Regions from separate parts of the Homo sapiens genome. Here region 2 is linked to region 1. A link is a loop called in an ENCODE intact Hi-C map of the cell type or tissue named here. Cell type or tissue: CD4-positive, alpha-beta T cell. All regions are shown on one strand. Each heading gives the region's core, and the rest is flanking DNA. Links, peaks and the distances in the headings are about the cores only.

Region 1 (12,677 bases), core at 1,555-9,554:
AGATTCTAGTAAAGGCAACAGAAGCCTCTATGCAAATCCACTGTCACGTCTGCAAAACAAGATGCCCGGCAGCTGCCCACCACTGTTGGGCCACTAGGTAGTGCCATCTTCAGGCTGAACAGGGCTGATCACGACAAGGCCTTTTGAAGTGCTGGTCTTTCACATGGCATCTTGGTGAAGGACAAGTACATGGAAAACAGGATGGCAACTAATCCTATTTGCTCTGATGGCTTAAACATCTAAGTTAGAGAGCATGCTGCTCTTAATTCAATGAATTCCAAGAAATCTTGCAAGAAAGGTGATATATTACAGAGTTTGACACAGGAGCCATATTGAGTCAGTAAATAGGCTATGGGCACCTGCCACATGGTAGGCACAATACTGAGTGCCCAGGGTACAAAGGTGAATGAGGCTTGGGTCCCTGCACAGGAGGAATTCGCCATCTAGTGCAAGAGACAAACACAATTCAGTTCTTTCTTTTTCACCAGGGGTTGGCAAACTTTGGCCCAGGGCCACATGCGGCTCACTGTCTGTTTTGTATAGTCAATGAACACAGCCATGCTTATTCATGAATGTATTATCTATGGCTGTTTTCACACTACAACAGAATATGTGGCCTCCTGGCTACATAGCCTGAAATATTTACTATCTGGCCCTTTATAGAAAAAGTTTGCCAATTCCTGTTTACAACCACACACACTCTCTGCACTAGGAAATATACACACATGCACATATATGTGTACTGATGTTTTTGTTACCTGTTTTCCAAATCAGGTTATTAAATATATCAAGCCAGAGAAGATTATACAACGGAAGAGTATACCTCTTTCCTGGAGCATCAAGGAGTTACATTATCCTCAAGCTGACCTCTCCCTACATTTGCTTTCCAGAGTCACAGGGGCTCTTCAAGCCAGTCACCTCCACTCTCATCCCAGGTTCGGAGCCCTTCTGTTTAGCAAGCATGGCGACCATCTTCACTTATCCACTAGAGGGTATCCAAACACTGCTTATGAAGACTAAGGTGATACAACCGGACCCTGTTGAATGGCGAGAGATCAGAGTTTACTGTCTGGATGAGTTCCTACACTTACAACGCCTTGCACAGAGGTGGCAGGGCATGGAAGAATAAACTGGACTCTCACCCATTAGTACCAGACGTTGCCTGGAAACAGATCTGACAAGAAATGCAATCAGCTGGCTGAGATAAGGATGAATTAATACAAAGACTTGGAAGGGCAAATTTAATCCACAAATTCACAGCCTCCTCCTTCTACCCCTGCAAAGTTCTTTTTATTTATTTATTTATTTTTTGAGATGGAGTCTCACTCTGTCGCCCAGGCTGGAGTGCAGTGGTGCGATCTTGGCTGACTGCAAGCTCTGCCTCCCGGGTTCACGCCATTCTCCTGCCTCAGCCTCCCGAGTAGCTGGGACTACAGGCGCCAGCCACATCACCTGGCTAATTTTTTGTATTTTTAGTAGAGATGGGGTTTCTCTGTGTTAGCCAGGATGGTCTTGATCTCCTGACCTCATGATCCGCCCGCCTCGGCCTCCCAAAGTGCTGGGATTACAGGCATGAGCCACCGCGCCCGGCCTACCCCTGCAGAGTTCTTACTGAAGTATGTTTAATACTTTATAGGGGAACTGTGTGGAGCATCAACAAGCACAACCGAAGGGCTTCAGGCCTTGCTGCTTTCTCCAACAAGGCACTTGGCCTCTGGGCTAGAAAGATAGTTTTTAATTGGGAATGGAGAGCTGGCCCTTAGCAGAAGCATGTCTGGATTGCCTGGGAGGATTTCAAACCATGTGGTCGTCTTTCTGTTTTCAAACACAGCATGAAGATGGGCATCTCCTTCCGGTCCTCTCTGACCTTTTCTGAAGTCCAACTGTGTAAGATTCCTTTGGGTACTCTATTCCAGAACAGAACAAAACTTGAGGCCTAGATGTTGCTAGTAATTTGTGAATTACCTTATTCTTGCTTAGGACTTTAGTCTCACGTTCTACGATCAACTAAAGACCGGCACTGTGACAACACCACAGGACCCTGATTTTCCCAGCAGGCAATGGAATGGAAATTGACCTACTGGGCTGGCTTTAAGATATGCCCACAAATTCTTTGATGCTCTTCTTGAAGGTAAGCTGGACTTACTGACTTGCTTTTGATGAACAGAATGTGGCAGAAATTATGCTATGTGACTTGGGAGGCTGTGTCATAAAAAGGAGATAGCATCCATATTGTGAGGACACTCAAGCAGCCTTGCAGGGAGGTCAACATGGAACAGAAATGAAGTTTCCCACCAATAGCCAGCACCAACTTGCCAGCCACGTGAGTGAAGCTGATTCTCCAAGCTGAATCCTTGGAAGTGGATTCTTCAGCCCCAGTTAAACTTTAAGTGACTGCAGCTCTGGCAGACATCTGATGGAACCTTAGGAAAACACCTGAGCCAGAACTGCTCAGCCACGTTGATCCTGAATTCCTTATGTACAGACACCGTGAGTGATAACAAATGTCTTCTGCTGCTTTAGGCTATTACATTTAGGGGTAATTTGTTACACAGAATTAGATGACCAATATACAAAGTACCATCCAATTTTGCCTTATATACAATAGGTAGTGTGTTAGGTGCAAAGCCTGGGAGACCTGGGTTTGTCACTAATTTGCTGTGTGACCACAGACATAACTATTTTCCTGAGCCTTGGTTTGTACCTTCACAAGATGGGTACAGCACCACCTAGGTTGCTGCAGGGTCTTAAGGTGTTTTGTGATCGGCAAAGATAGAGGTAAAAGCAGTGATATCAGTCTCATGTTTTTTCTTCCAGAGAACATGATTTAATGCTTAGCAGAGTTGGTTTCTTAACAGTAGTGGCCCTAGGGTACTCAGTCAGTGAAAGAAAGGAATGGGAGGTGTCCCATGCCTGTAATTAGAACTACTGGGCTAAGGGTGCTGAGGAACCTCAAGAGCAGAGGTTGGCATGCTTTTACTGTAAAAGGCCAGGCCGGGCACGGTGGCTTACACCTGTAATCCCAGCACTTTAGGAGGCCGAGGCGGGCAGATCACAAGGTCAAGAGATCGAGACCATCCCAACCAACATGGTGAAACCCCGTCTCTGCTAAAAATACAAAAATTAGCTGGGCGTGGTGGCACACACCTGTAGTCCTAGCTACTCAGGAGGCTAAGGCAGGAGAATTATTTGAACCTGGGAGGCGGAGGTTGCAGTGAGCCAAGATTGCACCACTGCATTCCAGCCTGGCGACAGAGTGAGACTCCATCTCAATTTAAAAAAAAAAAAAAAAAAAAAGGCCAAATAGTAAATATTTTTGGCTTTGTGGGCCACATGATCTCTGCCACAACTACTCAGTTCTGCCACTGTAGCATGAAAGCAGCCATAAACAATATGTAAATGAATGGGAGCAACTGTGTTCTGGCTGGACTTGGCTGCTGGACTGTAATTTGCCAACCTCTGCCTTGTAGCCTTGGATTCTCCAATGATGTCTGGTCCCAGGCCAGCAGGATCAGTATCCCCCAGGAGCATGTGAGAAATGCAGACTTTTAGGTCACACCCAGACCTGCTGAATCAGCATTTCTGGGAAGGAGCCCAGCAAGGTGTCTTCCCAAGCAGCTCAAGTTTAAGAAGCCCTATTTTCTTCCCTCTTTCTCATGGGCTGCTCCACACACCAGGGATTTAAAAGGAATACTGGATGCTGATGACCCAATCCAAGATCTTCTCAGGACTCACAAAGAACACAAATCTTCCCCCAGAATCAGAGAAAAACACTTGGATCATGGTCCTGGGTCACCATTAAGTAAAGCTGCAGCCAGCCCCAGCCAAACAGCTTAGAGTCTTCAAGAACACTGAACAAACTGTGTGAAAAGAAGACTCTTAGAGTGAGGGGATTGGATTTGGTGATATTCCAGGGCCACCTCTGTCCGTGCAGGCCTGGCTGGTGTTGTCTGTGGTCAGATGCTAACCTGGCTCCCACATTTACTTACTTCTGTCAACACTTTTCCATTTCACATGTTGGTTTCCACTGTGGTTTGAATGTGTCCCCCAAACTTTATGTGTTGGAAACTTGGTCCTCAAATGCAGCAGTGTTGAGAGGTGGGATCTTTGGGAGGTGATTGGATCATGAGGGCTCTGCTCTCACAAATGGATTAATCCATTCATGGATTAATGAGTTATCTCGGGAGGAGGTTTGTTATCACAAGAGGGAGTCTGTTTTAAAAGTCAGTCTGGCTGTCTCTCGTGAGCCTCCTTGCAATGTGATGCCCTGCACCGCCTCAAAACTCTGCAGAGTCCCCACCAGCAAAAAGGCCCTCACCAGCTATGACCCCTTGGCCTTGGACTTCCTGCCTCCAAAACTGGAAGAAACAATGGTTTCCTTAATAGATTACCCAGTCTCAGGTATTCAATCACAGCAACAGAAAACAGACAATTTCCTTCTGTTTTGGTGAAGCATGGGGGAATAAAAGGCAAAGAGGAGAAGAAAAAAATGAACGCTATCTCCCAAGGAACAGAACTGAGATAAAGGCTTACAGGAAAGAGGATGAGAGAGTAGTGAGGAAGAGGCAAGAGTCCCTATAAAAACAGCTCCTTCCATTTCTGTGTGGGAGAGAGACGTTTATTGAATGACAATAAATGTCTTACCTCCAGCACCATCAGTATTTGTATAGGACATCACCAGTTACATCGCTCACATCTCATTTAGCCACACAACAGTTGTATGATGGAGATATGATTATCTTTATTTTACAGAGGGAAACTGAGGCTCACAGCAGTGAAAGGCTATGTTCAAAACCATGTTCTGCAAAGCTGCTGGAGCCCTGGCTGAAAGCCAGGTCTAAGGACTCTTTTCTGCTACAGAGCCTCCCAGCACTGCCTCAGGTCCACAGCCCAGTTTGAGGTCAAGATAAAATCTTACATGTACAAGCCTTGATTTGTGCCGACTCCACTTTATCACAGGTCCCCTGAAGGGACTGCACAGAGCCTGAGAACCGGCTTTACTTGGGATAGCTCCACCTCTGTCCTTCTACCTTTAGGCACTAGGGAGGAAGGTGGGGGAGGGAGGGACATCACACAAAAAGGTTCAGATGCAATTGTACAACTGTGCATGTATCAAAAGTCACACAGCTACTCTTTAATGTCAATCTCAAAAGAAATGAAATAAAAATCAAACAAGGAGGATTATGAAATGCTTGCCTCCACCAAAGACGCCAAGCATTTGCCCCAGTGCTGGCGGGTGTGAGAATCCATGCCCTCATGCTGAGAGTCGCTGCCCTGGAGGGCCTCTCCCACTTGGTCAGGGCTGCTTTCTGGAGTCTGTCATTCCCTCGGTCCACTTGCCCTCCGGATGTTTAACTGCCTCTGAGTGCAGGAAGTAAGACTGTGCGCTTCATCTTCAAGGGAGAGTTCTGATCTCCCGCCCTGCAAGTCTCCTTGCTTTTATGAAACTGAAAGGGCCCTGGCAGACATACATGCCCTTTAGGAATCTATATTCCTTTGTCATGTCCATTCTTAATTCTGAAATTCCCGGGTTATCAGACCTTCTTTCAAACAGAAGAAAATTTGGGAGGGCCTTAAATCATAATGATCAGTCCAGGAAACACATGAGAACAGGTGACCTTCGACACATCTGTTCTACCTAATTAGCCTTTGCCCCCACAGCTGCAAGCTGCACCAGGATCAGTAGGGTCCAATGGCCAAGGTCAGTAAACTCATGGCTGCAGAGATGGAGAGAGTTGACCACCTGGCCCCTGAAAACAAGTTTAGGAATGTCAAGCCCTCCGTGGAGGTGAGTCTACCTGCACACATTTCCATGCTGCCTTTTCCCCAGGCCAGCTGGTCTGCTTCCGACCGGAGATGTACAGCTTACCATAGAGTTCCACCACCCACCACCTAGTGCGCCTGACTCCAACACGCCACAGTGGTCCTTCTTTGTCTACATCCATCAGGAGATGAGCACAAATATGCTCAAGGTAGAGAGGATGACATGTACGGGAAGGCTTCATACTCTCTCAGCTCTCCCAGGAAAGGAGTGGGATGGAGGGCACAGCCTGGTGTCAGCTTGGCAGACCCACTGGTACCCCTGGAGACCAAGCCAGATCCTTCCTTCCATCTCTGACGGAAGAGCCTGGCAGGACAGAGTTCTCGCCCCTGGCCAGGCCTCCCTACTTGGGCAGAGTATGTCAAAGGTATGCTATTACTCAGGAAACAACAGTAGGCACCGAGGCACTCAGGTAGACACTGAGAGACCCAGCCCCCAAATGTGCCAGCAGCTTCTCCCTTTCCTCCCTCCCTCACCAAGACGGCCCAGGGCTAGGGTAGCAAGAGAGCAGGAGACCCTTGGCCTCACCTTCTGGAAGGTAGGAGTTGGCCTAGGATTGCAGTTTTCAACTGAGGCAGTGGAGGGCAGGCATGAGCGGGGGATGTCACAGGGTAGCAACAACACATCTTCCTGCAGCTTTCACTTTACACAATTTTTTTTAACTGTGGGAGGGGAGGTGAACTTTAAGTATAAAGAAATTAAAATTGATTGTCACATTAAGGCAAAAGAATATGGCAAATACAAATTTGAATGTATTTTTAAGAGAAAACACGAGTTGGCTTCAAAAAGTTCAAATTGTGCCGAGTTGGGGAGCTTCTGGGACATGCTCCTTCACTTTTTTTTTTTTGAGATGGAGTCTTGCTCTGTCGCCCAGGCTGGAGTGCAGTGGTGCGATCTCAGCTCACTACAAGCTCTGCCTCCTGGGTTCACACCATTCTCTTGCCTCAGCCTCCCGAGTGTCTGGGACTACAGGCGCCCACCACCACGCCCAGCTAATTTTTTGTATTTTTAGTAGAGACGGGGTTTCACCATGTTAGCCAGGATGGTCTTGATCTCCTGACCTCGTGATCTGCCTGCCTGGGCCTCCCAAAGTGCTGGGATTACAGGCGTGAGCCACCACGCTCGGTCAATAGACTATTTTTTAGAGCAGTTTTAGGTTTACAGAAAATTGATTGGGCCAGGTGTGGTGGCTCACGCCTGTAGTCCCAGCACTTTGGGAGGCAGAGGCGGGTGGATCACCTGAGGCCAGGAGTTTGAGACCAGCCTGGCCAAGATGGTGAAACCCCATCTCTACTGAAAATACAAAATTAGCTGGGCATGGTGGTGCGTGCCTGTAATCCCAGCTACTCCGGAGGCTTAGGCAGGAGAATCGCTTAGAACCTGGGAGGTGGAGGTTGCAGTGAGCTGAGATTGCACCACTGCACCCCAGCCTCGGTGACAGAGGGACACTCTGTCTTGAAGAAAAAAAAAAAGAAAAGAAAAATTGATTGGAACATGCAGAGTTCCCACATATCCCCTTCTCTCCTCCCTGAGCTCCCCTATAATTTATATAATTGATAAGCCAATTAATGACACATTATTATTGACCAAAGCCCATAGTTTACATTAGGGTTCACTCATGGTGGTAGGCATTCTATGGGTTTAGACAAATGTATAATGACATGTATCCATCATCAGAGCCAGCACACAGTATTTTCACCACCTGAAACCATCCGTGCTCTGCCTATTCATCTTTCACCTGCATCATTTCTAACCCTTGGCAACCAGTAATCTTTCCAATGTCTCGGTACCTTTTCTTTTCCTTTTTTTTTTTTTTTTTTTGGTGGAAAAGTGAATATGGAAATACTGTGCTGCAGTTACAAGCAATGGGTTAGATCTAGCGAAATGGTTCGGTCTTTAGAAGAGTGCTAAATGAGAAAGGATAAAAAAAATGAAACATTGCCCAGTGCTTCCCAAACATCAGTGTATACACAATCACCAGGGGTCTTGTTAAAATGCAGGTGCTGACCCAGCAGGTCTGGGATGAGGCCTAAGATCTGCATTTCTAACAAGCTTTCTGGTGATGCCCGTGCTGTTGGTCCACAGAACATACTGAGCAGCAAGGAGCTAGATGAGGAATCACACAATTACAACCCAGTAGCCAAATCTGGCCACAGTGTTTTTGTATGGTCCACAAGCTACAAGGGGTTTTAAACAGTTGGAAAAAATCAAAAGAATATTTTGTGACATATAAAAATTACATGACATTCAAATTTCAGTGTCCATAAATACAGTTTTATTAGAACACAGCCATGCTCACTCATTTGCATATGTCGTTGGCTGCTTTTGTGCTACAATGACACAGTGGAGTAGTTGCAACAGAGTCCATATGGTCCATAAAGTCTAAAATATTTACTATTCTGGCCCTTTACAGTTTGCCAACTGCTGTTCTAGACTGCTACCATCTATGTACATTAAAAACACACACATTCCAAACCTTCTTGTTTTATAAGAATACATACAAACAGCATATACATCAAACACATATTAATAACGGTAGCCCATGGGAGAAGGGGAGAGGATAACAGTAAGAAATGAGGATAAAAGGCAACAAACCAAACAAGGGGGGCCTTTTGAGGACCAATGAGGGTACAGTGCCATGAACTGGGTGGGGAAGGTAACTCTTTTCCCAAGTCCAACAGAGTTTGAGAATCACTGACCAAGGCTGTCTCACTAAGCATCTCTCTCCTCTTACAGGAGGCCCCCAGAGGCCCCATCGAGTGGTCTCTATTTTCAGAGACTGGCTGCTTTATACAGATTCAAGAAGGATTGAGGCGGCTGAGCGTGCTAAGGACAGCATTAGAAGGCACTTCCCTAATCAGCCCAAATTCATGTCTCAGCAACCTTGTTTCTCAGCCCCTCCCCATGAGGCCTTTACCCTACAGGCCAGATCTCCTTTCCCATCGCCTCCTTCTGTGCCCTTCTCCAAGCTCCCCACCCCTCACCTCCTGACTCCTCTCTGCCACTCCCCAGGTATCAAAACCCACTGTGATTTTGCTTGAGATTCTATCCCAGCTAAGAAGCCCCCTCTCTCTTCCAGCTGGGTCTCACATGGCAGAGGTCACCCTCCTTATCTACGCCTGAGGCTACTGATGCTCAGAGGTAACTGTCCCCACTGCAGGTCTGCAGCAGGTGGAACTAGCAACCAGCACCCCAGCTTTACATCCTGTGCTGCGTCCACTGCGACGGGCTGCAGCTAACCCAGCCCCATATGGACAATGCCTTGCTTTTCTAATTGTACTATGCTTCTGTAGGATTTCAACTTTTCCATCCAAAATTTGCTTGAATTCTCATTTATTTTACAGTTGCCTCACAATTAAGGTGTTGCTTTTTTTTCCTTTTTATTCATGACTTACTTGTGTGTGTGTGTGTGTGCGCGTGTGGTCAAAAGAACGTAACATTTAATACCTTAATCATTTTTAAATACACAGTAGTGTTGACTGCACACTGCTGTGCAGAAGATCTCTAGAACTTTTTCATCTTGTAAAAGTGAAACTGTAGATGCACTGAATAGGAACTCCCCCTTGCACCCTCTCTTTATCCCTTGGCATTCTACTTTTCATTCTACTTTCTAGGAGTTTGATTACTTTAGATACCTTATATAAGTGAAAGCATGCAGTATTTGACTTTCTATGACTGGCTTATTTCACTTAGCATGATGTCCTCAAGGTTTATCCATGTGTAGCATATGACAGAATTTCCTTTTTTAGGCTGAATAATTCTCCATTGTCTGCATATCCCACATTTTGTTTACCCATTAATCTGTTGATGTGCATTCAGGTTGCTTCTAACTCTTGGTTATTGTGAATAATGCTGCAATGAACATGAGTGTGCAAATATCTCAAGATCCTTTTTTTTTTTTGTATGGTTTATTTGTTCATTGTTTTTTTTTTAATCAGCTGAATTTAAGATTCAAAGATCCTGTCTTTAATTCTTTTGGATCTATACCCAGAAGTGGGATTGTTGGGTCATATAGTACATTTTATTTTTAATTTTTTGAGGACCCCCCGTACTGTTTTCCAGAGCGGCCTCATCATTTTACATTCCCATGTGCAAGGCACAAAGGTCCCAATTTCACCACATTCTTGTCAATACTTGTTATTTTCTGTTTATTTGATAGTGGCCATCCTAACAGGTGTGAGGTAATAGCTCATTATGGTTTTGATTTGCATTTTCCTAATGACTGGTAATATTGCTCATATTACCATATGCTTGTTGGCATTTGCATATCTTTTTCTGAGAAATGTCTACTCAAGTCCTTTCCCCGTTTTTACATTTGATTTTTATTGTTGTTGTTGTTGAGTTGTAGGAGTTCTTTATATATTCTGGATATTAACCTCTTATCAGATTCATGGCTTGCAGGTATCTTTTCCCTTTCTGTAATGATTGTTTCCTTTGCTGGGTAGATGTTTTAAGTTTGGTATAGTCCTATTTGTCTACTGTTGCTTTTGTCATCTGTGCTTTTGTTGTCATATGCAAGAAATAACTGCCAAATCCAATGTCATGAAGCTTTTCTCATTTTCTTCTAGGAGTTTGAGTTTCAGGTCTTACATTTAGGTCTATAATTTATTTTAGTTAATTTTTATACATGGTGTCAGGTAAGGATTCATCTTCATTCTTTTGCATGTGGATATCCAGTTTTCCCAACCATTTGTTGAAGAGACTGTCCTTTCTTTCTCATTGTGTAGTCTTGGTATGTTTGTCCATTTTTCCATAGACCATTTGGAAAGTGATCTATTATCCATAAATGACATATATTGATCATAAATTAGGAAAGTCCATAGATCTTTTGACTACATATATGAGCGTATATTACTGGGCTCTCTATTCTGTTCCATTGGTCTATATGTCTATCTTTATGCCAGTACCATACTATTTTGATTACTGTAGCTTTGTTTTATATACATATAAAACAAACATATACATATTTTTTAAAAGGGCCTTATTATGTTGCCCAGCCTGGAGTGCAGTGGTTATTCATAGGTGAGATTATAGTTCACTACAGCCCAAAACTCCTAGGCTCAAGTCTCCTGCCTTAGCCTCCCAAGTAGCATGCCACTATGCCCAGCTTGTATCACCTTTTAAAATCAGGAAGCATGGGGCCTGTGGCTTTATTCTTCTTTCTTACTACTGTTTTGGCTCTCTGGGGTCCTTTGTGGTTCCATAGGAATTTTAGGATTTTTTTTCTATTTCTGCAAAAAAAAAAAAAAAAAAAATGCCACTGGGATTTTGACTGGGATTGCACTGAATCTGTGAATCATCTTTGATAATATGAACATTTTAACAATATTACATTTTCCACTCTATGAACATAGAATGTCTTTCTATTTATGTCTCCTTTAATTTCTTTCAGCAGTGTTTTGTAGTTTTCAGTGTAAACATCTTTTACCTAAGTGTTTTATTCTTTTTGATTCTATTGTAAATAGAATTTTCTTAACTTCCTTTTTTGATTGCTCATTGTTAGTGCAGAGAAATGCCAACTGATTTTTTTGTGTGTTGAATTTGTATCCTGCAACTGTGCTGAATTTATTAGTTGAGCAGCTTTTTTGGTAGAATCTTTAGTGTTTCCTACGTACTAGGTCATGTCATTGGTTAACATAGATAATCACTCTTTTCCTATTTGGATGTCTTTTATTTCTCTTTCTCGCCTGGATAGGACTTCTGGTCTTATGTTGAATAGAGGTGGTCAGAGTAGACATCCTTGCCCTATTCCTAGTCTTAGACAAAAAGCTTTTTTATACCACTGAATATGATATTAGCTGTTGGCTTATCATATATGGTCTTTAGTATGTTGAGGTAATTTCCTTCTATTCCAAGTGTGTTTAGTGTTTTTATCATGAAACGGTGTTGAATTTTGCCAAGTACTTTTTCTGCATCAATTGAGATGATCATGTGGTTTTATCTTTCGTTCCATTAATGTGGTGTATTACATCAGTCTTCATGTTGAACCATCTTTGCATTTCAGAAATAAATCCCAGTTGAACACATATAATCCTTTTACTACGTTGAATTTGGTTTACTAGTATTTTGTTCAGAATTTTTTAACGAGGCCAGGCATGGTGGCTCACTCCTGTAATCCCAGCACTTTGGGAAGCTGAGGTGGGTGGATCACTTGAGGTCAGGAGTTCAAGACCGGGCTGGTCAACATGGTGAAACTCCACCTCTACTAAAAATACAAAAATTAGCCGGGCTTGGTGGCGGGCACCCGTAATCCCAGCTACTCAGGAGGCTGAGGCAAGAGAATCGCTTAAACCTGCGAAGTGGAGGTTGCAGTGATTGCACCACTGCACTCCAGCCTGGGTGACAGAGCTAGACTCTGTATTGGAAAAAAAAAATTTTTTTTTGAATCAATATTGATATTGGTTTGTAGTATAGTATCTTTGTTTACTTACAGTATCTTTATCTCATTTTGGTATCAAGGTAATGATGGCCTTGTAGAATAAGTTTGAAAGCATTCTCTCTTCAATTTTTTGTAAGAGTTTTACAAGGACTGGTGTTAATTCTTCTTTAAACATTTGGTAGAATTTTCTAGTGAAGCCATCTGGCCTTGGGCTTTTCTTTGTTGGGAAGTTTTTGGTTACTGATTCCATCTTTTTACTAGTTATGGGTCTGTTCAGATTTTTCATGATTCAGTCTTGGTAGGTCGTAGGTTTCTAGAAGTTTATCTGTTCTTCTAGATTATCCAATTTGTTGGCATATAATTGTTCATAGTAGTCTTTTATGATACTTTGACTTTTTTTAGCAATGTCTTTTCTTTCACTTCTGATAGTTGTTATTTTTGTTTTTTCATAGTTGAGCTAAGGGTTTGTCAATTCTG
Region 2 (12,677 bases), core at 1,860-9,859, 320 kb after region 1:
ACTCAAGAAAGCCTGATGGCTCTGCTAGACCAAGAAAAGAAGAGACACAAAATCAGGAATGAAAGAGAGGACATTACTACTGACCTTATAGAAGTAAAATGAATTGTAAGGGAATATTATGAATAACTGTTAGACAGCAGATGAATTAGACAAATTCCTAGGAAGATGTAAATTACTGGCTTGGAAAAAATAGAAAAGCTTGATAGACCTACAAGTAAAGAAATTGAACTGGCTTCCCACAAAGAAATGCTCATGCCCAAATAACTTCCCTAGTGAATGCTATCAAATATTTAAATAACAAATACTAGTAGCTTACAAGTTCTTTCAGAAAATAGAGGAGGAAGGAACACTTCCCAGCTCATTCAATGAGGGCAGCATTAACCTGATACAAAAGCCAAAGATGACATGAGAAGAGAAAACTACAGACCAATATTCCTCATGAACATAGGCCCCAAAATTCTTAATAAAATCCTATCAAACCAAGGTCAGCAACATAAAAAAAGGATCATATACCATGACCAATAATATCCCAAGAAATGCAATATTCCTGTATCCCAGAAATGCAAGGTTGAATTAACATTCAAAAATCAATTAATGTGATATACCATATTAATAAAAGTCAAAACTGATATGATCATCTTCACAGATGCAGAAAAAACATTGGAAGAAATTCAGCACCAATTCATGATAAAAACCCTCATCAAACAAGATAGAGGGGTCCTTCCTCATTCTGATAAAGGCATCTACAAATAACCTAGGGCTAATATCATATTTAATGGTGTAGGACTGAATGTTTTCCTCCTAAGATCATGAACAAGGTGAGACTGTCTACTCCCACCACTTCTGTTCAGCTATATACTGGAGGTTCTAGCCAGTATAATGAGGCCAAAAATAAAAAAGACATCCATGTTGCAAAAGAGAAGTAGGACTTTTTAAATTCACAGATGATATAATCCTTTATGTAGAAAATTGGAAGAAATTCACAAAAACACAAATCTAGAACTAATAAATTAGCAATGTTGCAAGAGACAAAAGCAATATACAAAGCTAATTATATTTCCATGTTCTAGCAACAAACTATTCAAAGATGAAATTAAGAAAATAATTCCGGCCGGGCACGGTAGCTCATGCCTGTAATCCCAGCACTTTGGGAGGCCGAGGCAGGTGGTCAGGAGTTCTAGACCAGCCTGGCCAACATGGTAAAACCCTGTCTCTACTAAAAATACAAAAATTCGCCTAGCATGGTGGCAGGCGCGTGTAATCCCAGCTACTGGGGGGGCTGAGGCAGGACTTGAACCTGGGAGGTGGAGGTTGCAGTGAGCCGAGATCATGCCATCGCACTCCAGCCTGAGGGACAAGAGTGAGACTTTGTCTCAAAAAAAAAAAAAAAAAAAAATTCCATTCACAATACGTAAATAAAATCAAAAGGAACAAAATACTTAGGAAAAAATGATCAAAAGTAGTGCTAGATATATACACTGAAAACAACAAAATATTGAAAATATTGCTGAGAGAAATTAAAGAAGATATAAATAAACATCATGTGATGGGTTGGAAGACTCAACTTTGTTAAAGGGTGATTTTCCCTAAATTGATTTACATTCAACAGAATTCTTCTCAAAATCCCAAGCAGGCTATTTTTTTGTAGCAATTGATAAGCTGATCATAAAATTTATATGGAAATACCAAGGACCTTGCAGAGCCCAAACTGTTTTGAGAAGGAAGAATGACACTGGAGAACTTATACAACTCAATGTCAAAATTTACCATTAAAACGACAGTAATCAAGACAGTGTGATATTAGGGTATTGGATAAGCATAGGCATGTACAGTAGGCCTCTCTTTTCTGTGGTTTCAATTTCTGCAGTTACCCATGGTCTACTGTAGCCCAAAAATATTAAGTGGAAAATCCCAGAAATAAACAGTTTATCGGTTTAAGATTCTTATTATAGTATGCTCTTGTAATTGGCCCACTTATTATTATTGTTGTTAGTCTCTTACTGTGCCTAATTTATAAATTAAACTTTACCATAAAGTTTACATATATAGGAAATGCCAGTATAGAAAAAAACATAGAATGTATAGGGTTCTGTACTATCTGCAGTTTCAGGTATCCACTGAGGGGTCTTGGAATATATCCCTTGCCGATGAGAAGAAACTATTGTAAGGCAATGAAGCAGGACTGAGAATGCAGCAATAAACTATATTAAATTAATTTTCACCAGCGGTTCTAAGACAATTTTGTAGGGGAAGTATAGTCTTTTCAACAAATTGAGATGGAGCAGGGGGTTCTTTTAGGGGCTTGTGGGTGGCCCAAGCATGGAAATAAAGAAAAGTCTTGAGTTCCTTCAAGGGACATTCTGGGCACCTATCTAGCTGTATTAGTCAGTCTTCACACCGCTAATAAAGGCATACCTGAGACAGGGTAATTTATAAAGGAAAGAGGTTTAATGGACTCACAGTTTCACATGGCTGGGGAGGCCTCACAATTGTGGCGGAAGATAAAGGAAGAGCACACGGACATCTTACATGGCAGCAGGCAAGAGGGCATGTTCTGGGAAACTCCCCCTTATAAGACCATGAGATCCTGTGAGACTTATTCACTATCACAAATACAGCAAGGGAGAGACTCGCCCCCATGATTCAATTACCTCCCATTGGGTCCCTCCCAGGACACGTGGGAATTATGGGAGCTACAATTCAAGATGAGTTTTGGATGGATCACAGCCAAACCATATCACTAGCCTTGAAAAGTAAATGAACAACTTGATAAGCAAGAAGTTAATAGTAGCTTAAAACAGGAGCCACAGAAGCTAAAGTCAGGAGATGTTTGATTCCCTATAGAAACTAAAGATATCTTAACATATGTACCTGAGTTGTTTTTCAGAAACCCAGACCTCCACCAAACAGATCCACTGGCACACAGATGTCAAATATGAGGGACTTGAGGACTGAACTCTGACCACCGCTATTTGTTTTAGATGTCTTCCTAGGCAGTCTGGCAGAAGTCACACTCCCAGGCCAGAATTAACGTTCTTTTCTGCTGATCCCAAATTTTTAGACAAAGCTTTGTGTCCTTTAATCGCAAATCAGAATTTTTTTTTTTTGCAGCATCTTGCTCTGTCACCCAGGCTGGAGTGCAGTGTGTGCAATCTTGGCTCACTGCAACCTCTGCCTCCCGGGCTCAAGTGATCCTCCCACCTCAGCCTCCCAAATAGTCAAGGTGCCAGCCACCATGCCTAACTAATTTGTGTATTTTTGTAGAGATGGGGTTTCACCACATTGCCTAAGCTAGTCTCAAACTCCTGAGCTCAAGCAATCCATCCGCCTCAGCCTTCCAAAATGCTGGGATTACAGGCGTGAGCCACCATGCCAGGCCTCAAATCAGAAAATCTTTGAATCCACCTATGACCTATGGGCCTCTACTTCAAGATGTCCCACCTTTTTAGGTCAAACCAATGTGTAGCCTCCATGTATTGATTTATGACTTTGCCTGTAACTGCCTCGCCATCCTAAAAAACCCTTACCTGTAAACCATCTGGGAGTTTGGGTCTTAAGTATGAGCTGCCCAATTCTCCCTGTTTGGTGCCCTGCAATACATGCCTCACTTTCTCTTGCTGCAAATCCCAATGTCAGTGTTTGGCTTTGCTGCACCAAGTGAGAGACCCCAGTTCGGTTCCATAACAAAATGGTGCTGGGACAACTGCATATCTATATGCAACACTTCAGAAAAAATAGATAAGCTGGACTTCATTATAGTTGAAAACTTCAGCTCTTCAAAAAACACCACTAACAAAATGAAAAGACAAGTTAAACAGACTGGGTAATAAGATTTGCAAATCATGTACCTGACAAACGACTTATATCTAGAATATACATATTTTGTTTTACTTTTTTTTTTTTCGAGACAGATTATCTCCTGTTGCCCAGGCTGGAGTGCAGTAGCACGACCATGACTCACTGCAGCTTCAACCTCTTCAGGCTCAGGTGATCCTCCCACCTCAGCCTCCCTAGTAGCTGAGACTACAGTCATGCACCACCATGCCCAGCTAATTTTTTTGGTATTTTTTTGTAGAGATGGAGTTTTGCTTATGTTGCCCATGCTGGTCTCAAACTCCTGGGCTCAAGCTATCTGCCCACCTCAGCCTCCCAAAATGCTAGAATTACAGGTGTGAGCCATCATACCCAGCCTAGAATATATTTTTAAAACTCCTAAATGGGCAATGGATTTGAAGAGATATTTCACTAAAGAAGATATACAAATGGTTAACAAGTACATGAAAAAGGTGTTCAACATCATTAATCACTAGAGAAATATAAATTAAAACCACAATGAAATATCCATTTACTTTTACCAGAATGGCTGAAATAAAAAAGAAAGCATTCATGAGCGTAAGGGAGTGGAGAAACTGGAATCCTTTAATATTATTGGTGGGAAGTTAAAACGGTGCAGATATGTTGGCAAATGGCTTCTTAAAATGTTAAACGTAACCCAGTAATTCCAGTTCTAGGAATATACACAAGAGAAATGATAACATCTGTCCTCATGACGTTGAACTTTATTTGAGCCTGTGCTCCTGGAAAGCAGCAACGCGGAGAAAATACCCACACTTTTGTATTTGTAAGAAAGACTACCCACAAAGAATCACTGTTATGGACTTAATTATGTCCCACCCACGCCCCAATTCATATATTGAGGTCTTAACCCACAGTACACCTCAGAATGTGATTATACTTGGACACAGGGCTTTTAAAGAGGTAATTAAGGTTAAATGAGGTAATGAGGATGGGGCTCCAATCCAACAGAACTGGTGTTTTAATGAGAAGAGGAAGCAATATCAGGAAAGCACGTACACACAGGAAAGTCCAAGTGAGGACACAGCAAGAGGCAGCCATCTGCAAGCCAAAAAGAGAGTCCATGGCAGAAACCAACTCTACTGACACCTTGATCTTAGACATCCAGCCTCCAGAACTCTGAGAAAATACGAGTTTTGTTGTTTAAGCCACCCAGTCTGTGGTATTTCATTATGGCAGTCCTAGCGGACTAACACAACCACCTTGCTCTTGCATATTTCCTGCCATCATTCCTTAGGACTCCTATAAGACTCACTGGTGGCTCTCTTGCTTACCCGCTTCTATAAAATCCCAGGTCTTCTTTTTTTTTTTTCTCCTGGAGATGTTTTTCATTAATGAACATTTTGCCTATTATAAAAGCTTGAATGAAATCATCTCCTTAATTGCTCAGCACATTTTGTCTTTTATGTCCATCACAAAGACTTGTACGCAATTACTCATAGCAGCATTATTTGAAAACTGGAAAGAATCCAAATGTCAATTAATTAATGAATTGATAAACAAATGTAGTATGCCCATACAATGGAATTCTATTTAGAAATAAAAAGGAATGATATAGTACTGATACATGCTACAACATAGATGAACCTTGAAAACATTATGCTAAATGAAAAAAGCTAAGTGCAGAAGACTACATATAGTATGACATGAAATGTCCAGAGAGGGCAAATTTAGAGAAAGAGAAAGCAGATCAGGCTAACCTGGAGCTGGATATGGAAGTGGAGTATGTCTGCAAATGGGCTAAAGGAAATTGGGCAGGGTTCTAAAATTGGAATGTGGTGACGATTGTACAACTATACAGATTCTAAAAGTCATGAATTGTATACTTACAATGGGTGAATTTATGGCATATAAATTTTAACAAAGCTATAGAAAATAACAGGAACAAAACATAAAAATCAAATGCTGCAACAAACTATGAAAATTCACTATCAGAACAAATTGTACCCAAAGAGTGGATTAAGCATCCAGACTTCTGGTGTTTTGCATTGTAGGCTCATTGACTCGGCTTCTACAGAGCACTGTGAGTGGAACTGGGAGAGAAATCCCTCCGCAAATTCAGGGTTCGTGTTTGATCCACATATCTAGAACCACCCATCAGAGCAGCACCCTCACCACAATAGTCAAAGATTGATAGTTATACTTTATATGTTCCAGTGTAGTAGAAATAAAGAACAAAGAAACTAACTCGATGAGGAAATAGACTATAGTTGAAGCTATTGATCATGGAGCCAAATAAAGATAACACAATGAAAGACTGCAAACAATTTTACCCTTCTTATTGCGAAGAAACAGAGTTAATAATTTTTTATAATTGCATCATTAAAAATTGTGTTGAATCTTTTTTAAAAAAATTCATTTTTAGTTAGATATTTACAAATGAGGCCAATACCCATTAACTAGTCTGTGGATGTTGAACATATGAAAACAGACTTAAGAAGATGCTTTCTCTTCCAACTGTAATACAAGTTTACTTAAACATTGGCACCGATCTTTCTTCCCATTATACTCCTCTCTTCAGAATCTTCCTCCTACCACACGTCTCTGCTTATTATAAATTCCCATTCAGCCATAAGACTTAGCTCTAATGTGATTTAATAGTTCATTTCTTCTTGAATCATCATTACTTGCATAAATATATTATTGATTGCACTTGAATGTAAGGAATGATGCCTTATTTTTTTTCATGGGGTAGCCTCTAGAGTATGGAGCACTTGGTAAACTTCCCTAAATATGCTTTTTGAATTGAATGGAATGTATTACCCCCTGGTGGCTGAATAGGAGAACAACTTCGGACTTTGTTAAACGACATCACCCCCACTCCCTTGTTCCTCAAACTACTGTGGATTTTGGAGAGCTCCAATTGTGGAAATTAATTCAAGGGAATTTGGGGGGGTGGGTGATGTTGATGTTCTAAAACTGGAATGTGATGATTGCACAGCCTTCAAAATCAAGAGTAGCTTAGGCCGTTGGTGGAGATTGCAATTTCAGAAATTACCTTTTTTTCCTTTTTTCCTCTTTTTTCATTTCTTCCCACTCCTGGTCCTCTTCATTTTTCTCATTTCTCCCTTGTGAATCTTTCCTCCACCTTATCTACTCATTTTAATTTTTTTCTTCTTTCACTTCTTGTTCTTATCTTTTCATTGCTGAGTTCTTTTGCTTCCTTTTGATTTTTGCCTGTTTGTATTCAATTATTTCCAGTGTGATCACACAAAAACACTACCTTTTTTTCTTTTGGTGTGTTTAATGGACACAGTTGGCCAGACTCCAAATTCAGCCACTGATGTCTTCAAATATAATGTCTTGCATTTTTTTCCTTAGGACAGAGTCTTGCTGTGTTGCTGCCCAGGCTGGAGGGCAGTGGTGTGATCATAGCTCACTGTGGCCTTGAGCTCCTGGGCTCAAATGATCTTCCCACCTCAGCCTCCCGAGTAGCTGGAACTACAGGCACACATGACCTCACCCGTGTCTTGCATTTTTACAGCATTTTTATTGTAAACTTTTTTCCAGTGTGGTTTCCCTTTTATGCTCTGGTTTTCCCTTCTATGCTCTGGTTTCTCATCTATTTTAATATCTGGCAAGAAGTCTTCTTAAAGCAAACATACAGGCATTAGAATTATCTCCATTCAACCATAAAGCAAACTAAATCAGAGGAAGAATAAACACTTGTCTGAGATCACAGATACTCAGTCTGAGCTTTGTTCCCACATCTCGTCTATCATTGCACCAATCCTTCTAAAAAGCTGGTTTCTGAAAGGTTGGGATCAAACTTCTTTACCATCATAGTTTAACAATCACATTTGTCCCTGTAATTATTTCATAATTTTTGACATTTTATTTATTTATTTATTTATTTATTTATTTATTTATTTATTTATTGAGATGGAGTTTTACTCTTGTTGCCCAGGTTGGAGTGCAATGGCACCATCTGGGCTCACTGCAACTTCCGCCTCCCAGGTTCAAGTGATTCTCCTGCCTCAGCCCCCTGAGTAGCTGGGATTACAGGCGCCCGCCACCAAGCCCAGCTAATTTTGTATTTTTAGTAGAGACGGGGTTTCACCATGTTGGCCAGGCTGGTCTCGAACTCCTGACCTCAAGTGATCTGCCTGCCTCGGCCTCTCAAAGTGCTGGGATTACAGGCATGAGCCACTGCGCCTGGCTGACATTTTATTTCTTTAAGTTTAGTGACACAATGAATGTGATTGTTCACAATTCACCTGGGATTATAGAAACTTAAAGCCAAAAGAATTAAAAGTGACCTAATTCAAATTATTTCAGCAAATGACAAAACTGAGGCTCAGAGAAGTGAAATGGCTTAACTGATGTCACATAGTTCATTGGTAACACAGCGAACAATAAAACCCAGGTCTCTTGGATTCCAGTTTAGTGTACTTTCCGGGGCTTTGTGCAGTCTACTAAGCACAGTTTGGAAGTGGTAGGGTAGAGCTGTGAAGACACAGAACCCTGGGCCCAAACAGACCAAACAGTAGATTAAGAGAAAATGAATTTTTTTTTTTTTGAATCTCAGCTCAGCCACTTGCCAAACCATATTAGGTAAGTTATTTAAGCATCAGCTTCCTTATCTGTAAACCAATGATAAAATCCAGTACAGTTCTGTTTGAAGATTCAAAATAAAAACTACTTGGTAGAGTAAAAATGTGTAGCTTGATAAAAGGTACCTAGATTCTGAGACCAGTATAGCTAAGAAGATGGTCTTCGGATCAAACAGCTGGTGTTTTTAGCTGTTGGAACTTTGGAAAGCTTTTTAACTTCTTTGAAAGTTATTTCCTCATCTTTAAAATGGGAAAAACAATGCTATTTGCCTCGTAGCGTTTCCAGAAGCTCAAATGAAATCATTCATAAGAAATTAATATGTGTTTGGCATACAAGTCAGAGTTCAATAAATGCATGCTGTGATCAGCCCTCTTCCCACGTTCTAATGGAAGTTCAGATCTCTTAAAGGGCAAAACTTTGAACTAAAAAATTTAGTCTAGAAAACACTTTATTATAAAACATTAGCTTCTTTCCAAAGTAATGATATTTTCAAGGAAATAAGGAGTAAAGACTTTTCATTATCACATGAAGATAATAGCTACCAAGAATGTGCCATGTGGGTGCCAGGTCTTTACATACGGTCTCTCATTTAGGTTTCAGAATACTCATATGCAGACAGATTAAGTACCTGGTCCAGGATCACTCTGCTAATGCGATGTTTAATCCTGGTCCAGATCACTCCAAACTCTCTGGCATTCCACTGTCCCATTTTAATTCTGCCTCCCAAACTGAACTATTTATTGAGAGCATTAAAACTTGAGACTATCAACAATTGCTCTAGCTTTTTGACAACCTATTCTAATTACCAAAAGCAGCAAGAGAGAACATCGATATAAAGCTTTTATGATGCCAGGAAAAACCCTTTTATTTTTTTCTAAATTATACTTTAAGTTTTAGGGTACATGTGCACAACGTACAGGTTTGTTACATATGTATACACGTGCCATGTTGGTGTGCTGCACCCATTAACTTGTCGTTTACATTAGGTATATCTCCTAACGCTATCCCTCCCCATTCCCCCAACCCCACAACAGGCCCCAGTGTGTGATGTTCCCCTTCCTGTGTCCATGTGTTCTCATTGTTCAATTCCCACCTATGAGTGAGAACATGCGGTGTTTGGTTTTTTGTCCTTGCGAGGGTTTGCTGAGAATGATGGTTTCCAGCTTCATCCATGTCCCTGCAAAGGACATGAACTCATCATTTTTTATAGCTGCATAGTATTCCATGGTGTATATGTGCCACATTTTCTTAATCCAGTCTATCATTGTTGGACATTTGGCTTGGTTCCAAATCTTTGCTGTTGTGAATAGTGCTGCAATAAACATACGTGTGCATGTGTCTCTATAGCAGCATGATTTATAATCCTTTGGGTATATACCCAGTAATGGAATGGCTGGGTCAAATGGTATTTCTAGTTCTAGATCCCTGAGGAATCACCACACTGACTTCCACAATGGTTGAACTAGTTTACAGTCCCACCAACAGTGTAAAAGTGTTCCTATTTCTCCACATCCTCTCCAGCACCTGTTGTTCCCTGACTTTTTAATGATCGCCATTCTAACTGTGTGAGATGGTATCTCATTGTGGTTTTGATTTGCATTTCTCTGATGGCCAGTGATGACGAGTATTTTTTCAAGTGTCTTTTGGCTGCATAAATATCTTCTTTTGAGAAGTGTCTGTTCATATCCTTCGCCCACTTGTTGATGGGGTTGTTTTTTTCTTGTAAATTTGTTGGAGTTCATTGTAGGTTCTGGATATTAGCCCTTTGTAAGATGAGTAGATTGCAAACATTTTCTCCCATTCTGTAGGTTGCCTGTTCACTCTGATGGTAGTTTCTTTTGCTGTGCAGAAGCTCTTTAGTTTAATTAGATTCCATTTGTCAATTTTGGCTTTTGTTGCCATTGCTTTTGGTGTTTTAGACATGAAGTCCTTGCCTATGCCTATGTCCTGAATGGTATTGCCCAGGTTTTCTTCTAGAGTTTTTATGGTTTTAGGTCTAACATTTAAGTCTTTAATCCATCCATCTTGAATTAATTTTTGTATAAGGTGTAAGGAAGGGATCCAGTTTCAGCTTTCTATGTATGGCTAGCCAGTTTTCCCTGCACCATTTACTAAATAGGGAATCATTTCCCCATTTCTTATTATTGTCAGGTTTGTCAAAGATCAGATAGTTGTAGATATGTGGCATTATTTCTGAGGGCTCTATTCTGTTCCATTGGTCTATATCTCTGTTTTGGTACCAGTACCATGCTGTTTTGGTTACTGTAGCCTTGTAGTATAGTTTGAAGTCAGGTAGTGTGATGCCTCCAGCTTTGTTCTTTTGGCTTAGGATTGACTTAGCAATGCAGGCTCTTTTTTGGTTCCATATGAACTTTAAAGTGGTTTTTTCCAATTGTGTGAAGAAAGTCATTGGTAGCTTGATGGGGATGGCATTGAATCTATAAATTACCTTGGGCAGTATGGCCATTTTCACGATATTGATTCTTCCTATCCATGAGCAGGAAATGTTCTTCCATTTGTTTGTATCCTCTTTTATTTCCTTGAGCAGTGGTTTGTAGTTCTCCTTGAAGAGGTCCTTCACATCCCTTGTAAGTTGGATTCCTAGGTATTTTATTCTCTTTGAAGCAATTGTGAATGGGAGTTCACTCATGATTTGGATCTCTGTTTGTCTGTTATTGGTGTATAAAATGCTTGTGATTTTTACACATGGATTTTGTATCATGAGACTTTGCTGAAGTTGCTTATCAGCTTATGGAGATTTTGGGCTGAGACCAAGGGGTTTTCTAGATATACAGTCATGTCATCTGCAAACAGGGACAATTTGACTTCCTCTTTTCCTAATTGAATACCCTTTATTTCCTTTTCCTGCCTGATTGCCCTGGCCAGAACTTCCAACACTATGTTGAATAGGAGTGGTGAGAGAGGGCATCCCTGTCTTGTGCCAGTTTTCAAAGGGAATGCTTCCAGTTTTTGCCCATTCAGTATGATATTGGCTGTGGGTTTGTCATAGATAGCTCTTATTATTTTAAGATACATCCCATCGATACCTAATTTATTGAGAGTTTTTAGCATGAAGGACTGTTGAATTTTGTCAAAGGCCTTTTCTGCATCTATTGAGATAATCATGTACTTTTTGTCATTGGTTCTGTTTATATGCTGGATTACGTTTATTGATTTGCATATGTTGAACCAGCGTTGCATCCCAGGGATGAAGCCCACTTGATCATGGTGGATAAGCTTTTTGATGTGCTGCTGGATTCAGTTTGCCAGTATTTTATTGAGGATTTTTGCATTGTTATTCATCAGGGATATTGGTCTAAAATTCTCTTTTTTTGTTGTGTGTCTGCCAGGCTTTGGTATCAGGATGATGCTGGCCTCATAAAATGAGTTAGTGAGGATTCTCTCTTTTTCTATTGATTGGAATAGTTTCAGAAGGAATGGTACCAGCTCCTCCTTGTACCTCTGGTAGAATTCGGCTGTGAATCCATCTGGTCCTGTACTTTTTTTGGTTGCTAAGCTATTAATTATTGCCTCAATTTCAGTGCCTGTTATTGGTCTATTCAGAGATTCTACTTCTTCCTGGTTTAGTCTTGGGAGGGTGTATGTGTCGAGGAATTTATCCATTTCTTCTAGATTTTCAAGTTTATTTGCATAGAGGTGTTTATAGTATTCTCTGATGGTAGTTTGTATTTCTGTGGGATCAGTGGTGATATCCACTTTATCATTTTTTATTGCATCTATTTCATTCTTCTCTCTTTTCTTCTTTATTAGTCTTGCTAGCAGTCTATCAATTTTGTTGATCTTTTCAAAAAACCAGCTCCTGGATTCATTGAATTTTTGAAGGGTTTTTTGTGTCTCTATCTCCTTCAGTTCTGCTCTGATCTTAGTTATTTCTTGCCTTCTGCTAGCTTTTGAATGTGATTACTCTTGCTTCTCTAGTTCTTTTAATTGTGATGTTAGGGTGTCAATTTTAGATCTTTCCTGCTTTCTCTTGTGGGCATTTAGTGCTGTAAATTTCCCTCTACACACTGCTTTAAATGTGTCCCAGAGATTCTGGTATGTTGTGTCTTTGTTCTCGTTGGTTTCAAAGAACATCTTTATTTCTGCCTTCATTTCGTTATGTATGCAGTAGCCATTCAGGAGCAGGTTGTTCAGTTTCCATGTAGTTGAATGGTTTTGAGTGAGTTTCTTAATCCTGAGTTCTAGTTTGTTTGCACCGTGGTCTGAGGGACAGTTTGTTATAATTTCTGTTCTTTTACATTTGCTGA

The links. Hi-C counts contacts between places; a loop is a spot of excess contacts. Peaks named below come from ENCODE experiments on the same cell type or tissue, not always from the same donor. Only the 100,000 strongest peaks of a DNase experiment are listed, where the experiment ranks them.
Region 2: a loop joins it to region 1, with 8 times the contacts of the local background. A loop is called at or near these places in 12 of 110 quality-filtered maps.

The regions. Positions count from the first base shown.
Region 1 is chr3:32,328,597-32,341,273 of GRCh38, reverse strand. All of the region lies in intron 1 of CMTM8 (CKLF like MARVEL transmembrane domain containing 8), which reads right to left. Among named protein-coding and RNA genes, the nearest start is that of CMTM7, 57 kb to the left of the region's middle. In CD4-positive, alpha-beta T cell, for the core only: a CTCF peak has its summit at 6,406; DNase peaks (open chromatin) are centred at 5,373 and 6,403; H3K27ac peaks cover 1,654 bases.
Region 2 is chr3:32,013,206-32,025,882 of GRCh38, reverse strand. It overlaps a transcript of OSBPL10 not described here. Among named protein-coding and RNA genes, the nearest start is that of ZNF860, 38 kb to the right of the region's middle. In CD4-positive, alpha-beta T cell, for the core only: CTCF peaks have their summits at 6,374 and 6,577 (motif pointing left); a DNase peak (open chromatin) is centred at 6,622.